Regions from separate parts of the Mus musculus genome. Here region 1 is linked to region 2. Evidence: chromatin loops called from intact Hi-C (ENCODE). Cell type or tissue: heart. All regions are shown on one strand. Each heading gives the region's core, and the rest is flanking DNA. Links, peaks and the distances in the headings are about the cores only.

Region 1 (2,897 bases), core at 197-2,696, 120 kb before region 2:
TGAGCTTGAGCAAGTTGCTTAACCCCCTCCTCTGTGCCTCGATTTTCTGAAGCAGGTTAGGACTAATGCTTTGTTGAGCCTGTCTTGATACTGTTTTTCGTTGGGTGGTGGGGCAGGGCACAGATGGAAGGGGGCGCCTCAGAACCTTCCCTTCCATCCAGTAGCTTCCTGGACAGTTCTCTCTTACTCTTGGCTTGCTTGGTAGCTGTTGGGCTTCCCACAGAGTCAGGGTATCTGCATAAAAAGGAAAATGGGCAGTGGCCCTTTGAGCTGCCTGCCACTCTGTGTACCTGTGGGACTTGGCTGATGTCCCACAGGAAGATTGGTAGTTACTAGCAGCTGTCTTTTCAGGCCAGCCACCGAAGTCTCCTTCCGGTCTCCTCCTGGCTAGAACAGGATCCTCCCTGTGGGTCTGAGAAGTGGGCTTTGGTGTGGAGTGACTTGGGTTGTTGTAGGTTACGGCATCTCTGTTCTGAAGCCTGGATTCTCGGGACTTTGTTCTGGCACCTGACACCACTTAATGTAGACTTGTCGGGGTTCCTCAGAGTGGGACAGCAGGACTGACGGCACGGTTCTTAGTTCCACACCTAGTCAGATGGTCAGCTTTTAGGGAGCACTGAGCCCTGGGTGTGTTTAGGACATGGCTGTGGCTGTAGGGTGCAGAGCTGGTGTGGTGTGCTAGGTTCAGGAGTCTTCTGAGTGGACTGTGATTTGCTCTTTTGGTTTTCTTGGGATAGGGCCTTGTCTCCCGAGAGGTGGGATCACAGTCGTGTATCACTGCCCAGTTGGGGTTTTTCCTTCCAGGAAGATTGCCTTAGGAGAGGACAGTGCCAGTAAGCTGGGACCCTGTCTCCTGGACACCTGCAGGTCTTGGTGGTTCTTCAAAAGGTCAACTGCACTTAGTTCACTGGGTTCTTTTTGAAGAGTGTTCAACTTTCTTAGAGTTGGTATTGATTTTTCCCCTTCAGATGCGTGGGCCAAGAATATGACCCGGAGGTCAGGCCCTGGTCCAGGAAAGAAGGGTGCTCTCTGGGTCTAGGATGGCTGCCAGGTGGTGGTTCCAGTCCAAGGCCAGTAGGTCTTCCGAGAGTGGGACAGCAGTTTGGGAGTGGTCTCTAGGACACCATAGCCAGCTGTGCGTGGAGGGGTTAATGAGTGTTGGTGGAAGCCCACCTCTGAGAGGGCCACGTTCTTACAGCATAGCCTTTCAGGCTGTTTGTCCATCAATCTTGATACCTTCTGGGGCTCCTCTGGGAGCCATTTGGGTCCCTCACCATCTGGAGGAAGCAGGGTCATTGAGTAGCCCTCACCTTTGTCCCCGGATGCCCACTGAAGGCCCCGTCATCAAGAAGCTTCCAAGAGTAAGGTCATTGACTCTCTGCCGTTTCTCAACCTCCCCTGCAGCTGGTTTGTGTAATGTCTGTCTGAAGTGTTTAAGGGCAGACAGGATGTAGAGGGTGAGGAAGTCTGGGCCAAGTGTGAACCCAGCCCTGCCCTAGAGCAGAGCCTCTCCATCCCCCCCCCCCACCCCCCCCAGGTCGGAGCCTCTGTCTTTGCAGCCCCAGAAAGGAGGCTGCGGTTGAGGGGTTTGCCTGCCCTGCTGTCTGGCAGGAGGCGAGGTGGCCATGGCTGGGGCTGGATTCTGCAACAGTGTCTCTTTCTAAGGATTGCGAAAGTTGAGGCAAGGTTTCTCCTTCAGAAGAATTATGCAAGTTTCAACTGAAATGTTTTTTAAAAGTTTCTTTGTTTTGAATCAAAGCTAAGTTACTTCTGTGAGATCTAGAAGAGCTGAGCAGTGAGGGGAGCCTCTCTTGCCTTCTCCCTGGCGCCAGGGAAGAGAAAGGAAGCGTGGAGCTGGGTGTCAGGTAGATGGCGGCTGAGAGGTGCTTTGCCCCTGGTGCTCTGTGTGGTCAGTAGCCACTGTAGCCACTGATGGATCCTGTCATGCTGACTTGTCTACACTACTCCATCAAGAGTGTCTCCCACCTTCTCCTGTGACCCCGTGGAGTTCTGGTCCCTTTTCTAGATCAAGGATTGTGCTCCGACGATCTTGCTGCCTTTTGAGGTACTTTGAGAGGTTATCCTGGGTCACCCTCTGGAAGCACCCCTGTCACCAGGGCCACCACGTAGTAAGCTCACAGATTGCTTACTACATGTACAGATTGCTCACAGAGCTGCTCTCTCTGTACATAAGGCCCTGTCCCCAAGCTTCTGTGCTACTGCCTAGAGATCCCTGGGTTCTAGACTCACAGCTGCCAGTATCCTCTTATTCCTGAAACAGGACCAAGATTTGGAAGTGGAATGATAGTAAAGTCAGGGCAGAAGCCTGTGGCCCTCAAGGGACATGTGCACCTGGTTACAGTACTTGGTACTGACCAAGTGTCCTGTGAGTAGATTTGGCTATGCTTGTCTACATTCTTTTGAGTCACTGACCTGTTTGTGTGGAAACAGATAAAGGGATCTTGGCAAGAGCCCAGAGTCACCCAAGATCTGTTGCGCTGTTTGGCGTCTCTGATTTTACTTTTTTGGCTTCTGATGCCTGAAAGAATGCCAGGACTTCAGTAACAGGGGATGAGGTGCCACACCATAGCCACCCAGGCTCTTGTGTGCACTGTGGGAGCTGTCTGTGGTGGCATGGTGTGTTTTGTTTCTGGCTTCTGGGAATGAGTGGGGGCTGATCACAGCTGGGTCTCTGGGCAGTGGGCGTGGAAGGCTGATTCACTGGAAGTGAGCAGTCACTGCGGGCAGGCCCCAGTGCCCAGATCTCCATGGTTGCAGAAGGGAAGGTTGGATTGTCCTTAGTACAGTTCTTTGCTTATCCATCTCGTCGAGGGCTCTGAAGAAGGCTGCTCTTGCGCATATGTCGTGGGGGATACCTGGACCCCGTTTCCAGTTGG
Region 2 (2,897 bases), core at 131-2,630:
TTGTGTGTGTGACTGATGGCAACATAAAGAACAGTGGTGCCCGGAGGAAGCAGATTTGATGACTGTTCCCACCCCACAGCCTCCCTTGGCTGATGTCCCCACTCCATGCAGGTAGTGGCCCATGCGTGGGAGAGCTCGGTGCAGATGGTCATTGGCTAAGCAAGCCTCAGGAAACTCTGCCTCCCTTGGCTAATGAGGGCTGAGTGACAGCCCAGGGTTACCTTCTCTCACTTGGGCGGCAAGTGAGACCTCTTGCTGCCTCTGCAGCGCAGGTCAGTAAGAGTTGTGTTAGGCCGGCAGTTGTGGATACCCATGGTGTCTAAGTCCTGATTTCCAGATGGCGTCACCTGTCCTCTTGGACCTGGGTACCTTTTCTGTTCAGTGTCCAAAAGATCCAGGAAGAAAGTTCTTTAGCCTTCCCATGAAAATTAAAAAAAAAAAAAAAAAAAGTGGCTGGTTTGCGGCCTTTCTGTCCGAATGTGCGTCTGTCCTTTGGTCACTCCTTTGTGGCTGCTTCAGCTCATGCTATTGTTTTTCTGGTGCAGTCAGCACGTCTAAGCCAGAGGCCGATTTGTCCCCTCCCCTGGACACTGCTCCTGCTGTCCAGCCACAGGATGCTGGGAACTGGGCTATTGAGAATTGAGCTGAAGGATACACAACCCCCAACCCTACTCCTGAGGAAGGTACCTTTGTGAGTCTTGTGGAGTTCAAGGTTCTGACTTCAGGAGGAGAAGCCACGGCAACCTGAGCAGTTTTAGCCTGTGTGGCAGTCTTGTGTGCACTGCTTAGGCATTCAAGGCCTCCCTGCTGCCTGCCTTAGAGCCAAACTTGGAACAAGGATCCAAGGCTGGGCATGCTGCTGGTGAGCAGGTCTTGACTGCCCCCTGGTGGACATTCTGTAGGCTGGTGCAGATGAAAGTGAGGCACACCACAAATTTCAGGTTGCAGAAAGGAAGGCCTGGGCAGAGCCCCAAACCCCAGCCACGGATGGTTAGTGGCCAGCAGTGAAGAAGCCCTACTGGATGTCTGAGGACATGTGGAACAGAATCACCTCCGGGAACTGGGCAAAACTTTTCATTATTCTTCCTGCCCAAGTGGTGGTGGTGATGTTATCTTTCTGGGCTGTCAACGGCAGCTCATTCATTGATGTGATGGGTTCTGGAGGGACCCACTGGGGCAAGGCCTTTCCCAAATCCCAGGGAAAGAGGGTCAGGTATATGGATCAAGCCTGGGTGTTGAGGCCACAAGCTCTTCTGCCCCTTTCTGGACTGGGAAACCGTGTTTGGGCCTCCGTTTTCCCATTTATAAAATATGGCAAACAGTCCCTTCACAGAAGTGTGGGATAGTTCGTGTGAATCCATGAGCGGAAGGTTTGGAAGTATCTAGTAGGTAGGAGGTGATTGACAGCCCTGGTCTTCTTCCCTGGAAACAAGACCCTTGTGTGCAGGCCAGACAGGAAGTGAGTGACTCCTTTAGGTCCTCATTACCTTGTACTCTCCCATCGCACCTGGAAATTGATCCTGCTTTGGACAGGCTGTCAAGGCAGGACTTCTGAGGATGAGCCCCCAGACGGGGAGGAGCCAGAATGGTGAGTGGTCACAACAGCAGGTACAGATGGTATGCAGACTGTCTCAGGCACAGCTCAGAGGCAGATTCTAGGCCAGCAGGGGGCAGTGTCCACACAGACCCCCAACAGCCCTGACCAGAGCAGTCCTATGGGACAGTTTTTATGTCAACTTGACACAAGAGAGGATCATTGGCAAAGAGCAAATCCTAGCTGAGAAAATACTGCCACAGCGTTAACCTGAAGACAGTGCTGATGGCTGACTGATGTGGGAGGGCCCAGCTCACTGTGGGAAGTATCACCCCTCATCTGGTGGTACTGGGTGCTGTAAGAAAGCTGAACAAAGCCTTGGGGAACAAGCTAGTAAGTAGCGTTCTCTCAAGGCCTTTGATTTAGTTCCTGCTTCCAGGTTCCCATCTCGGGTTCCTGTCCTGACTTCCCCGTGATGGGCCTTTACCAGGCAGTGTAACGTGATAAAAGCCCTCTCCTTCCCAAGCTGCTTTTGGTGATGATGTTTTATCACAGCTATAGGGACCGTACTCAGGCGTGGGCTGAGATCTACCCAAGCATAACTCTTCTGTTCTGCACTCAGGGCTGGGCATCCTGTGTATACAGGTCTGGGCACCCATGCAGTGTTCTCTGTGGCCCTATAGTTCTGTGGGAGTTGTCATACACCACTCCATTTCCATTAAGGAGCCAGGCCCCCTGAACCTTTTTCCCTAGTCAGTGGACAGTGTCAGCAGTCGGCAGAGGGAGCTGAAGGCTCAGGAGAAGTAGGGTTTTGTTCTCTGAGGTCACAGCATCTGGTCAATTTCCTCCAGGAGTCCCCTCCCCCCAGTAGCTCTGTGGCTACCCTTCTTCCCAGTTCTGCATGAACTGGGCTGGGTTCATCCTGCTTCCAGGGGCCAGCTCCTTCCAGTTGTCAATCTGCCATTTGAGAAATCTGGAAAAATATGATCGCATCATCCTGGTTAACTATGATACGACGAGAAAGAAATGGCTGAGGAAGTCTGACTCTCGGGAGTCTAGAGGCCTAAACCTGTCCTTCCTTCCTGCTGGAACCCCCCAGCAGGTCTCACATCACTGTCAAGCAAGCAGCAACACTTGGGGTTCAGGGCCTCACCTGTGACAACTGGAATTGCCAAGAAGCCAATCCCAGGGCCTTAAGCTCTTACTTCCTGGTGGAGTTGGCTTGCCATCAGCCCAGGAGTGGTGGAACCAGGCCCAGCCCTGTCCCAGGACAGCCCCGACTGTAATCTGTTTCTTCTTTCGCCTCTCCTGGTAGCTTGACAGTTTTCCTGGCCAATAGCTTCACATTTCTCACTAAGAGCAT

What was found. A loop is a pair of places that touch in the nucleus more often than their neighbours do. Peaks named below come from ENCODE experiments on the same cell type or tissue, not always from the same donor. Only the 100,000 strongest peaks of a DNase experiment are listed, where the experiment ranks them.
Region 1: a loop joins it to region 2, with 4 times the contacts of the local background. A loop is called at or near these places in 1 of 42 quality-filtered maps.

What each region holds. Positions count from the first base shown.
Region 1 is chr4:155,216,086-155,218,982 of GRCm38, reverse strand. All of the region lies in intron 1 of Ski (ski sarcoma viral oncogene homolog (avian)), which reads left to right. Among named protein-coding and RNA genes, the nearest start is that of Ski, 5.0 kb to the left of the region's middle. In heart, for the core only: no CTCF peak of the experiment used is centred there; DNase peaks (open chromatin) are centred at 722 and 1,182; H3K4me3 peaks cover 2,059 bases; H3K27ac peaks cover 1,086 bases.
Region 2 is chr4:155,093,424-155,096,320 of GRCm38, reverse strand. The region is part of intron 6 of Morn1 (MORN repeat containing 1); the gene reads right to left. Among named protein-coding and RNA genes, the nearest start is that of Morn1, 8.3 kb to the right of the region's middle. In heart, for the core only: a CTCF peak has its summit at 1,673 (motif pointing right); DNase peaks (open chromatin) are centred at 880 and 1,590; H3K27ac peaks cover 557 bases.